Linked DNA regions of Homo sapiens: region 1 is linked to region 2. Evidence: read pairs that join two places in POLR2A ChIA-PET (ENCODE). Cell type or tissue: B cell. All regions are shown on one strand.

Region 1 (5,000 bases), 1.5 Mb after region 2:
CTATCACCATTTCTATTCAACATTGTATTGAAGATCTCAGCCTGTACTGCAAGACAAGACAGAGGGAAAAAGGAAAGAAAGAAAGAAAGAAAGAAAGAAAGAAAGAAAGAAAGAAAGAAAGAAAGAAAGAAAGGAAGGAAGGAAGGAAGGAAGGAAGGAAGGAAGGAGAGAAAGAAAAGAAAGAAAGAAAGAAAGTCATTTTTGCAGAAGAAGCAATCATCAACATAGAAATTCCCAAAGAATATATAGATAAATAGCTGAAATTAATAAAATTATTTGGCAGTGTGGCTGAATACAAAACCAGTATACAAAGTGTACTAAGTGTCAGTACATAAGCAAAAATAACTCACAAATTAAAAAAAAAATTGTGAAATCCTACAGTAAGCAAAACTAACCTATGATGATAGAAATCAAATCAGTGGTTGCTTCCGGAGCAAGAGGGAAGGTAGAGATTGACTCAGAGAGGCCACAAGTGATGGAAATGTTCTGTTTTGATAAGGGTGTGGATTGCACAAGTGTCCACAGTTGCTAGAACTGATTGAATGATAAAATGAAGAATTTAGCTTTTCACATAGGGAAATCAGACTTTGATTTTAAAAGGATACTATTGACCATAGCCTAGAAGATGTGAAACAAAACTGCATAAAGCTAGTGACCTAAACAAAATAGAATATATACCAGTTCCTTTCTAGCAAGACTCAGTGTTTTGTTTTATTTTATTTATTCATTCATTGATTTATTTTTAGAGACAGGGTATCACTCTGTCACCCAGGCCGGAGTGGAGTGGCACGATCATAGTTCACTGTAACCTTGACCTCTTGGGCTCAAAAGATCCTCCTGCGTCAGTCTCCCAAGTAGCTGGGACTACAAGCATATGCCATCATACCTGGCTAATTTTTTTTTAAAGATTTTTTATAGAGACAGGATGTCACTATGTCACACAGGCTGGTCTTCAACTCCTGGCCTCAAGTGACTCTCCCACCACAGGCTCTCAAAGTGCTGAGATTACAGGTATGAGCCACCGCACCCAGCCCCAAGACTCAAGTTTTAAAATCTTCAATTCTCTCCAAAATTGAGCTATAGATTTAATCCAATTTCAATTAAAAACCCCAGAATGGCTTTTCATTGAACTTGACATACAAATCCTAAGATTTGTATAGAAAACCTCAGCCATGAGTAGCCAATATACTCCTACAGAGGGAAAATAAAGGGTATGAGTCCTACCAAATATTAAGACACCATAAATCTACAGTAATTAAGACAATGTGTTTGTAGTAGCCAGCCTCCAGGATGGCCCCCAATGGTCCATAGCTCCTAGTATTCATACATAAGTTAAGATGCCTTTTTGTAATCCCCTCCCACATTGAACCAAGACTGGCCATGTGTCACTAAAAGAACAGGGTGGAAGAAACAAGATGTGAGTTCTCAAGACTAAATAATGAAACATATCGAAGCTCCATTTTGGTCTCTTGGACCACTCACCGGCGACCATGTTGTGAGGCCACTCAATCAGTCCTGTGGGGAGCCCCAGGTGGAGAGGAGCTGAAGCTCTATGTGGCCCAGCCACTCAGGAAGTAGACCCTCCAGCTAAGGCCTTTAGATGACTGCAGCCCCAGCCGACATCTGTGTGCAACCTCATTAGAAACCCTAAAGGGGAACTGCCTAGATGAGCTATTTCAGAATTCTTGACCCAAATAATCCATAAGCATAATAAATGGTTGTTTTATACAATTAAGTTTGGGGATAATTTGTTACTTAGCAATAAATAGGTAACAAGGATAAAGGCAAATGAACCAACATGAAGGGTTTATGCCTACTGTGTCATGTTGTTGTAATTCAGTTATATGATGCATAAAAAGGGCTGGACGTTTCAAGTTCTGGAAATTATCATTATCATTATGATAGTAATATCATCATCACCACCATCACCATTCTCCTCATCACCATTCTTATCATCATCATCATCATCATCATTATCACCACCATCACCATCATCGTTACCATTATAATCATCACCACCATCATTACCACAATAGTATTCATGACCATGAGCATCACCACCATCATCATCTTAGCTCCAGCTGGGAAACCAAGAGCATTCACCAACCCATCAATTTTTGTATTTTGGGTTGTCTTTGTTTCTGTTTTTGTTTTGAGATAGAGTCTCCCTCTGTCATCCAGGCTGGAGTGCAGTGGCGTGATCTTGGCTCACTGCAACCTCCACCTCCCAGGTTCAAGTGCCTCAGCCTCTCGAACAGCTGGGATTACAGGCGCCCACCACCATGCCCTGCTAATTTTTGTATTTTCTTTTTAGTAGAGACAGGGTTTCACCATGTTGGCCAGGCTGGTCTTGAACTCCTTACCTCAAGTAATCTGCCTGCCTTGGCCTCCCAAAGTGCTGGGATCACAGGTGTGAACCACTGCACCCGGTCAATTTTTGAAACTGGAAAATACCTCAGATATTAATCAGCTTCCAATCTTCACTCATCACTCAGAGAGAGAAACCCAAAGAGTGAGAAGAAGGGTTTACTCAAGAGCACAAATCAAACTGAGTGTTACTGCCTCCAAGCCCTTAGTTCTATTCCTGCTGTCTACCTCGGGCAGAGGCCACTAAAGATCCACCAATATTCGTGTTTTCTCTTCCATAATATGGAATTGCTGCTGGAAAATGGCTGCCCAGCTAAGGACTGCATTTCCCATCTCTCCTTGCATGTGGATGCAGTCATGTGACTGCTTCTGGCCAATAGAATAGGAGCATTTGTCATAAGCATCACTTTCAGGGCACTGTATTTAAGGAGAAATTACTTCTCCATACCTCCTCTCTCCCTATTTTCTGCAGGCTGAGACTCTAAGGGATGGCAAAACTGCAAATGAAAGTAGCCTGGGTCCCTGAATTATCTGCGGGGAAAAGCCCCCCGACCTGGAACTAGAAGCACATGCATTGTACTGTTTTGTGTACAAGAAATCAATTTTTACCATGTGAAGTCACTGAAATGTCTTGTTTGTTACAGTAGCTGGTGTTATCCTAATGAAGTACCCTTTGGGCCAGAGTTAGCTGTGATGTGTCTGTCTGATCCTCAGAGACCTCATGGATCTCCATTCCAGCTTCTCTTGCCGATTCTTACAGTAATTATATGCAGGGAGATGAATAAAGGACTGCTGTCTGGGCTAAAAGTTCCTCTCCTATTTGCCTGGTGAACTCCTACTCATCCTTCAAGGCCCATCTCCAATATCTCTTCTTCCAGGAAACCTTCCCCAATGTCTTCAGCCAAGCAGAGTCCTCATTCTCCCCCAACTGCAGCCTCCCTTAACATGATGTCCCTCCTCAACCCAGGCCTGACAACGAAGACGCCTGTGCTGGGCTCTCTCCAGATGAAGTCAGGACCCAGGGTTGAGTCACCTCTGAATCCTGAACACCACATGGTGGCATGCAATAGTGCCCAATACAATTTATTGAATAAATAAATGAGGCTGGGTGTGGAGGCTGATGCTTATAATCCCAGCACTATGGGAGGCCGAAGAGGGTGGATCACTTGAAGTCAGGAGTTCGAGACCAGCCTGGCCGACATGGTGAAATGCTGTCTCTACTAAAAATACAAAAATTAGCCGGGCATGGTGGTGCATGCCTGTAATCCCAGCTACTTGAGAAGCTGAGGCAGGAGGATCACTTGAACCTGGAAGGCGGAGGCTGCAGTGAGCTGAGATCGTGCCACTGCACTCCAGCCTGGGCAACAGAGCAAGACGCCATCTCAAAAATAAATAAATAAATAGAAATGAATAACACAGTAACTAAGAGACAGTCTGTACCTCCGTTCCAGATGAGGACAAAGGTTTTGGAACAACAGTTGAAAGCATGCCTTTTCATTGCAATCCATTTCTTTGCTTACAGCTGGGGAAACAGGTTCATTCTTTCAACAATGGGCACCTCAAACTTAACAGGTCCAAGATTGACATCATTGCCAGTTCAAACTTGCTCTCCCTCCAGCCTCTTCATCTAACAATGGTGCCATTACCACCCAGCAATTTGTCTTAGGAACCCAAGATGATTTTCAACACTCCCCAATCCTTCAGAATCAACTTAGAGTAATTTTTTTTTTTTGAGATAACGTTTCACTCTTGTCGCCCAGGCCAGAGTGCAATGACGTGATCTCAGCTCACTGCAACCTCCGCCTCCTGGGTTCAAGCAATTCTCCAGCCTCAGCCTCCTGAGTAGCTGCGATTACAGGCGCCCGCCACCACGCCTGGCTAATTTTTTGTATTTTTAGTAGAGGCAGGGTTTCACCATGTAGGCCAGGCTGGTCTCGAACTCCTGACCTCAGGGGATCCACCCACCTCTGCCTCTCAAAGTGCTGGGATTAAAGGCATGAACCACTGTGCCCGGCCAAGTTAGAGTAATTTCATAGGTGATCGTCTACAAGCCAGGAACGAATCTAAGTGTTTTGAAAGTCGGGTTTATTTTTATTTTTATTTCTTTAGAGACAGGGTCTCACTCTGTTGCCCAGGCTGAAGTGCAGTAGTGCAATCTGCAGCCTTGAAATTGGGCTCAAGCAATCTTCCTGCCTCAGCCTCCTGAGCAGCTGGGACTATGGGCATGCACCACCACACCTGGCTAACTTTTTATTTGTAGAGATGAGGTCTTGCTCTGTCACCCAGACTGGAGTGAAGTGGCACAATCATAGCTCACTGCAGCCTCCACCTTTTGGGTTCAATTGATCCTCTTGCCTCAACCTCCTGAGTGTTGGGACTACAGGCATGCACCACCATGCCCAGATAACGTTATTTTTATTTTTATTTTTTGTAGATACAGGGTCTTGTTACATTGTCCAGGCTGGTTTTGAACTCCTGGCCTCAAACAATTAGCTTGTCTTGGCTTCCCAAAGTGCTGGTATTACAGGCATGAGCCACTGCACCTGGCTGGAAATGGAGGATTCATTGAATCCTCCATTTCCAGTCAATCAATAGATTATTCAGATTCTACATCCAAACTATCTGTCACATCT
Region 2 (5,000 bases):
CCGAGATTGTGGCATTGCACTCCAGCCTGGGTGACAGAGCGAGACTCTGTCCCAAAAAAAAAAAAAAAAAAAAAGTTTCAAGGTTTCTTTAGGGAAGAGGAAGGAGAGGCCATGTGTGGAGGGAGGTGGCTGGGTGGAGGAGAGCTCTTGGGTCCTGTTTGCTTAGACTCAAAGGCAGGCCCCAGAGGCTCCAGCCAGAGGGACAGCGCCCAGCCCCACCTTCACCCCTTTTGCAGGGTGCCTCTGACAGCTGCTGCAGGAAACATGGCCAAGTTTGCCCTGAATCAGAACCTGCCCGGTGAGTGTGCAAAAAGAGAGATGTGTGTGTGTGTGCGCATGCACAGAGAAACGCTTGATGCCCTTGTGTGTGGACGCAGCCTACAGCCCTAGAGTGCAGTCCTCTCCAATGTCATGAGCCTGCTTTAAACCACCTATGGCATCAATCATGGCCGGGTGCGGTGGCTCATGCCTGTAATCCCAGCACTTTGGGAGGCCACGGTGGGCGGATCACTTGAGATCAGGAGTTTGAGACCAGCCTGGGCAACATGGTGAAACCCTGTCTCTACTAAAAATACAAAAATTAGCCAGGCACGGCTCGGTGTGGTGACTCATGCCTGTAATCCCAGCACTTTGGGAGGCCGAGGCGGGCAGATCACAAGGTCAGGAGGTCAAGACCATCCTGGCTAACACGGTGAAATCCCATCTCTACTAAAAATACAAAAAATTAGCCGGGCATGGTGGTGCCCCTGTAGTCCCAGCTACTCGGGAGGCTGAGGCAGGAGAATGGCTTGAACCCGGGAGGCGGAGCTTGCAGTGAGCAGAGATTGTGCCACTGCACTCCAGCCTGGGCGACAGAGCGAGACTGCGTCTCAAAAAAAAAAAAAAAAAAAAAATTAGCCAGGCATGGTGGCGCGTGCCTGTAGTCCCAGCTACTCAGGAGGCTGAGGCAGGAGAATTGCTGGAACCTGGGAGGCAGAGGCTGCAATGAGCCAAGATCGCACTACAGCACTCCAGTCTGGGCAACAGAGCAAGACTCCGTCTCAAAAAAAAGAAAAAAACAAAACAAAAAACACCCCACCTATGGCACTAATCGCAAGTGGACTATACCCCCTGCCACCCCAGGTAGCCCTCAAACCAGGGAAGTGTGGCCCTTGTGCGTCCATTCCTCTTCCCCCTGCCTTCTTTACTCTGCTCGGGACACCCTGGTCTCCATCTCGCTGTGACTCCAGCTGACCCTCCTCCCTCCTACCCCAGGGTATTTCCATGGGCTGTTTTCTTCTAGAAACCTTTTCCCAGCTGCTTCCTCCTCATCGTGCAGGGCTTCCCCTCGCCAACCTTTTTTTTTTTTTTTTTGAGACAGGGTCTCACTCTGTCACCCAGTCTGGAGTGCAGTGGTGCAATCTCGGCTCACTGCAACCTCTGCCTCCCAGGCTCAAGTGATCCTCCCACCTCAGCCTCCTGAGTAGCTCACCATTATGCACAGCTATGTATATATATGTATATGTGTATATATATATTTTTGGAGATGGGGTCTCACTTTGTTGCCCAGGTTTGTCTCGAACTCCTAAGCTCTAGCGATCCACCCGCCTCGGCCTCCCAAAGTGTTGAGATAGAGGCGTGAGCCACTGCGCCCGGCCAGGGCTACTTTTTTTTTTTTTTGAGAGGTTCTCTTCTGTCGCCCAGGCTGGAGTGCATTGGTGCGATCTCGGCTCACCTCAAACTCCGCCTACCAGGATCAAGTGATTCTCCTGCCTCAGCTTCCGGAGTAGCTGGGATTACAGGCGCGCGCCACTACCGCCCAGCTAATTTTCGTATTTTTAGCAGATACTGGGTTTCACCATGTTGGCCAGGCTGGTCTGGAACTCCTGACCTCAGGTGATCCGCCTGTGCCGGCCTCCCAAAATGCTGCGACTACAGGCGCGAACCACACGCCGGGCCAGGGCTCCACTCCACAGGAAAGTCCCCTCACAGGAAAGCTTCCCTGGCAACCAAACGCTAAATCGGGCCTCCTCCGTTTATTCCCTGTTATTATTACCATTGCCGTAGGCATCGTTTGGAAGGATGCTTATCTGCTTTCTACAGGAGGACAGGGATGTTTGTCTTGCTCACTGCTGTGTCCCCCGGGCCTAGAAACTTGCTTAGCACAGAGTAGGTGCTCATTAAACAAGCGATTGAGTTAATACTTGGGTACAGATAGGTGTGAAGCGTGGGCATGGGTGGGGGACACGCTCGGTTTGTTTAGTATCTCCCGGGTTTCCCCGTTCTGATGCGCCCTCCCCGTGCCCCCGTCGTGCCTCCAGACCTGGGCGGCCCCCGCCTGTGCCCGGTCCCCGCCGCCGGGGGCGCACGCAGCCCGAGCTCGCCCTACTCGGTGGAGACGCCCTACGGCTTCCACCTGGACCTGGACTTCCTCAAGTACATAGAGGAGCTGGAGCGTGGCCCCGCTGCCCGCCGCGCCCCGGGACCCCCGACCTCGCGCCGTCCCCGCGCGCCCCGGCCCGGCCTCGCGGGCGCACGTAGCCCAGGCGCCTGGACATCCAGCGAGTCCCTGGCCAGTGACGACGGTGGAGCACCGGGCATACTCTCCCAGGGCGCGCCCTCGGGGCTCCTGATGCAGCCGCTGTCGCCGCGCGCGCCCGTGCGCAACCCGCGCGTCGAGCACACGCTCCGGGAGACCAGCCGGCGGCTGGAGCTGGCGCAGACACACGAGCGCGCGCCCAGCCCCGGCCGCGGGGTCCCGCGCAGCCCACGCGGGTCCGGCCGCAGCAGCCCCGCCCCTAACCTTGCCCCTGCTTCGCCCGGCCCTGCCCAACTGCAGCTGGTGCGCGAGCAGATGGCCGCGGCGCTGCGGCGCCTGCGCGAGCTCGAGGACCAGGCGCGAACGCTGCCCGAGCTGCAGGAGCAGGTGCGCGCGCTGCGCGCCGAGAAGGCGCGGCTGCTGGCCGGGCGCGCGCAGCCCGAGCCGGACGGGGAGGCTGAGACGCGCCCGGACAAGCTCGCCCAGCTGCGGCGGCTCACCGAGCGCCTGGCCACCTCCGAGCGCGGCGGCCGTGCCAGGGCCAGCCCCCGGGCTGACAGCCCAGACGGCCTGGCTGCAGGGCGCAGCGAGGGCGCGCTCCAGGTCCTCGACGGGGAGGTCGGGAGTCTCGATGGGACGCCCCAGACCCGGGAGGTGGCCGCCGAGGCCGTGCCCGAGACCCGAGAAGCGGGTGCCCAGGCCGTGCCGGAGACCCGGGAGGCCGGCGTGGAGGCTGCCCCCGAGACCGTGGAGGCGGACGCGTGGGTGACCGAGGCGCTGCTGGGGCTGCCTGCGGCCGCCGAGCGCGAGCTAGAGCTGCTGCGCGCCAGTCTGGAGCACCAGCGCGGGGTGAGTGAGCTTCTGCGGGGCCGGTTGCGGGAGCTGGAGGAAGCCCGCGAGGCTGCGGAGGAGGCAGCGGCGGGGGCCCGGGCCCAGCTACGCGAGGCCACCACCCAGACCCCGTGGAGCTGTGCCGAAAAGGCCGCGCAGACCGAGTCCCCGGCAGAGGCGCCCTCCTTGACTCAGGAGAGCTCGCCCGGATCCATGGACGGAGACAGGGCCGTGGCGCCCGCGGGTGAGTCCCGACCCCGTCGCTGGGCCCTGGCTTACTCGGCGCCGGACTCGAACTCAGTGCCCTCATCTCATCCCCGCCAGGCATCCTCAAATCCATCATGAAGAAGAGAGACGGCACACCTGGTGCCCAACCCAGCTCCGGACCCAAGAGCCTGCAGTTTGTTGGGGTCCTCAACGGAGAGTGAGCGCCTTTCCCCTCCTGTGGCAGCTTCTGCCGGGACATAGACTGGGGTTGGAACCCCAGCTCTGCCCCTCTACTGGCAGCGTGGTCTGGGCAATCCTCAGTTTCCTCATCGTTAAATGGGAACGGCCACACCCACATCGCAGGACTCCAGAACGAGCCCACAGGGGAGGTTTAGCAGACACCTCCCACCCTGCCCCCAGGTACGAGAGCTCCTCCAGCGAGGACGCCAGCGACAGCGATGGCGACAGCGAGAACGGTGGCGCCGAGCCCCCGGGTAGCTCCTCGGGCTCCGGGGATGACAGCGGCGGGGGATCCGACTCGGGCACCCCTGGCCCTCCCAGCGGCGGGGACATCCGGGACCCTGAGCCCGAGGCGGAGGCAGAGCCTCAGCAGGTGGCACAGGGGAGGTGAGCGGCGCTCGCTAGTTGTTTGGAGAGGAGGCGGCTGCCCTCCTCCTGGTCGGCGCTGTCCCCGATCCATCCTGAGTCTCTCCTGGCCTCCTCTGCAGGTGCGAGCTGAGCCCGCGTCTGAGGGAGGCGTGCGTAGCGCTGCAGCGGCAGCTGAGCCGGCCCCGCGGAGTAGCCAGCGACGGCGTGAGTGCCCCGGGAGCGCAGCACCAGGGAGTGGCGTGGGAGCCTCCAAGGACCTCTGACGCCCACTTAGGGGAGCACACCGGGTTCCATCCCTTCCCGCCAGGCACCTCGCCTGACCCCAGGCTCTCCGAAGGGATCTCCTTCCCAGGACAGCGCCGATCTTTCCTTGGTTTCCCCAAAAAGGCCCGGCCCCAGCCCCACTCCCGGACTCCCCAAGGGCAAGCGTTCATTGCCTTTCCCCGTTCCATGTTCTCCCGCAAATTCTTCCCTGGAAGGAAAGGACCCCCTTCCCCCGTGTTTGCCCTCCGATAGGGGTGTGGCCCCAGCCCTCCATCTGGGTTCGCATGGCTCCCCACCTGGACGAGGAGTGACCTTCCTTACTTGCCTGGAAACGCCAAATGGGTCTCTTCCCAGTCCCGCCCCTCCCCAGCTCCCCCACCACGGCGCCGCCGTGGACCATCGCCGATGTTATCTTGGCCCCTGTCCCTTGCAGGGCGCAGTGCGCCTCGTGGCCCAGGAGTGGTTTCGAGTGTCCAGCCAGCGGCGCTCTCAGGCGGAGCCCGTGGCCAGGATGCTGGAAGGGGTGAGGCGCCTGGGACCCGAACTGCTGGCGCACGTGGTGAACCTGGCG

The links. Peaks named below come from ENCODE experiments on the same cell type or tissue, not always from the same donor. Only the 100,000 strongest peaks of a DNase experiment are listed, where the experiment ranks them.
Region 1: POLR2A ChIA-PET joins it to region 2 with 5 read pairs; 1 of 35 experiments calls an interaction of 5 or more read pairs at or near these places.

The regions. Positions count from the first base shown.
Region 1 is chr19:6,809,805-6,814,804 of GRCh38, reverse strand. The region is part of intron 1 of VAV1 (vav guanine nucleotide exchange factor 1); the gene reads right to left. Among named protein-coding and RNA genes, the nearest start is that of VAV1, 40 kb to the right of the region's middle. In B cell, a CTCF peak has its summit at 239; a DNase peak (open chromatin) is centred at 2,744; H3K27ac peaks cover 3,157 bases.
Region 2 is chr19:8,333,093-8,338,092 of GRCh38, reverse strand. KANK3 (KN motif and ankyrin repeat domains 3) reads left to right here. Exons shown (of 11, transcript NM_198471.3): 2 at 237-298; 3 at 2,301-3,593; 4 at 3,674-3,773; 5 at 3,977-4,183; 6 at 4,285-4,369; 7 at 4,863-5,000. The coding sequence starts at 265. Among named protein-coding and RNA genes, the nearest start is that of KANK3, 7.7 kb to the left of the region's middle. RefSeq lists silencers at 2,196-2,455, 2,556-2,605, 2,636-2,825, 2,986-3,085. In B cell, a CTCF peak has its summit at 2,387; DNase peaks (open chromatin) are centred at 2,492, 2,582, 2,652 and 3,642; H3K4me3 peaks cover 697 bases; H3K27me3 peaks cover 3,276 bases.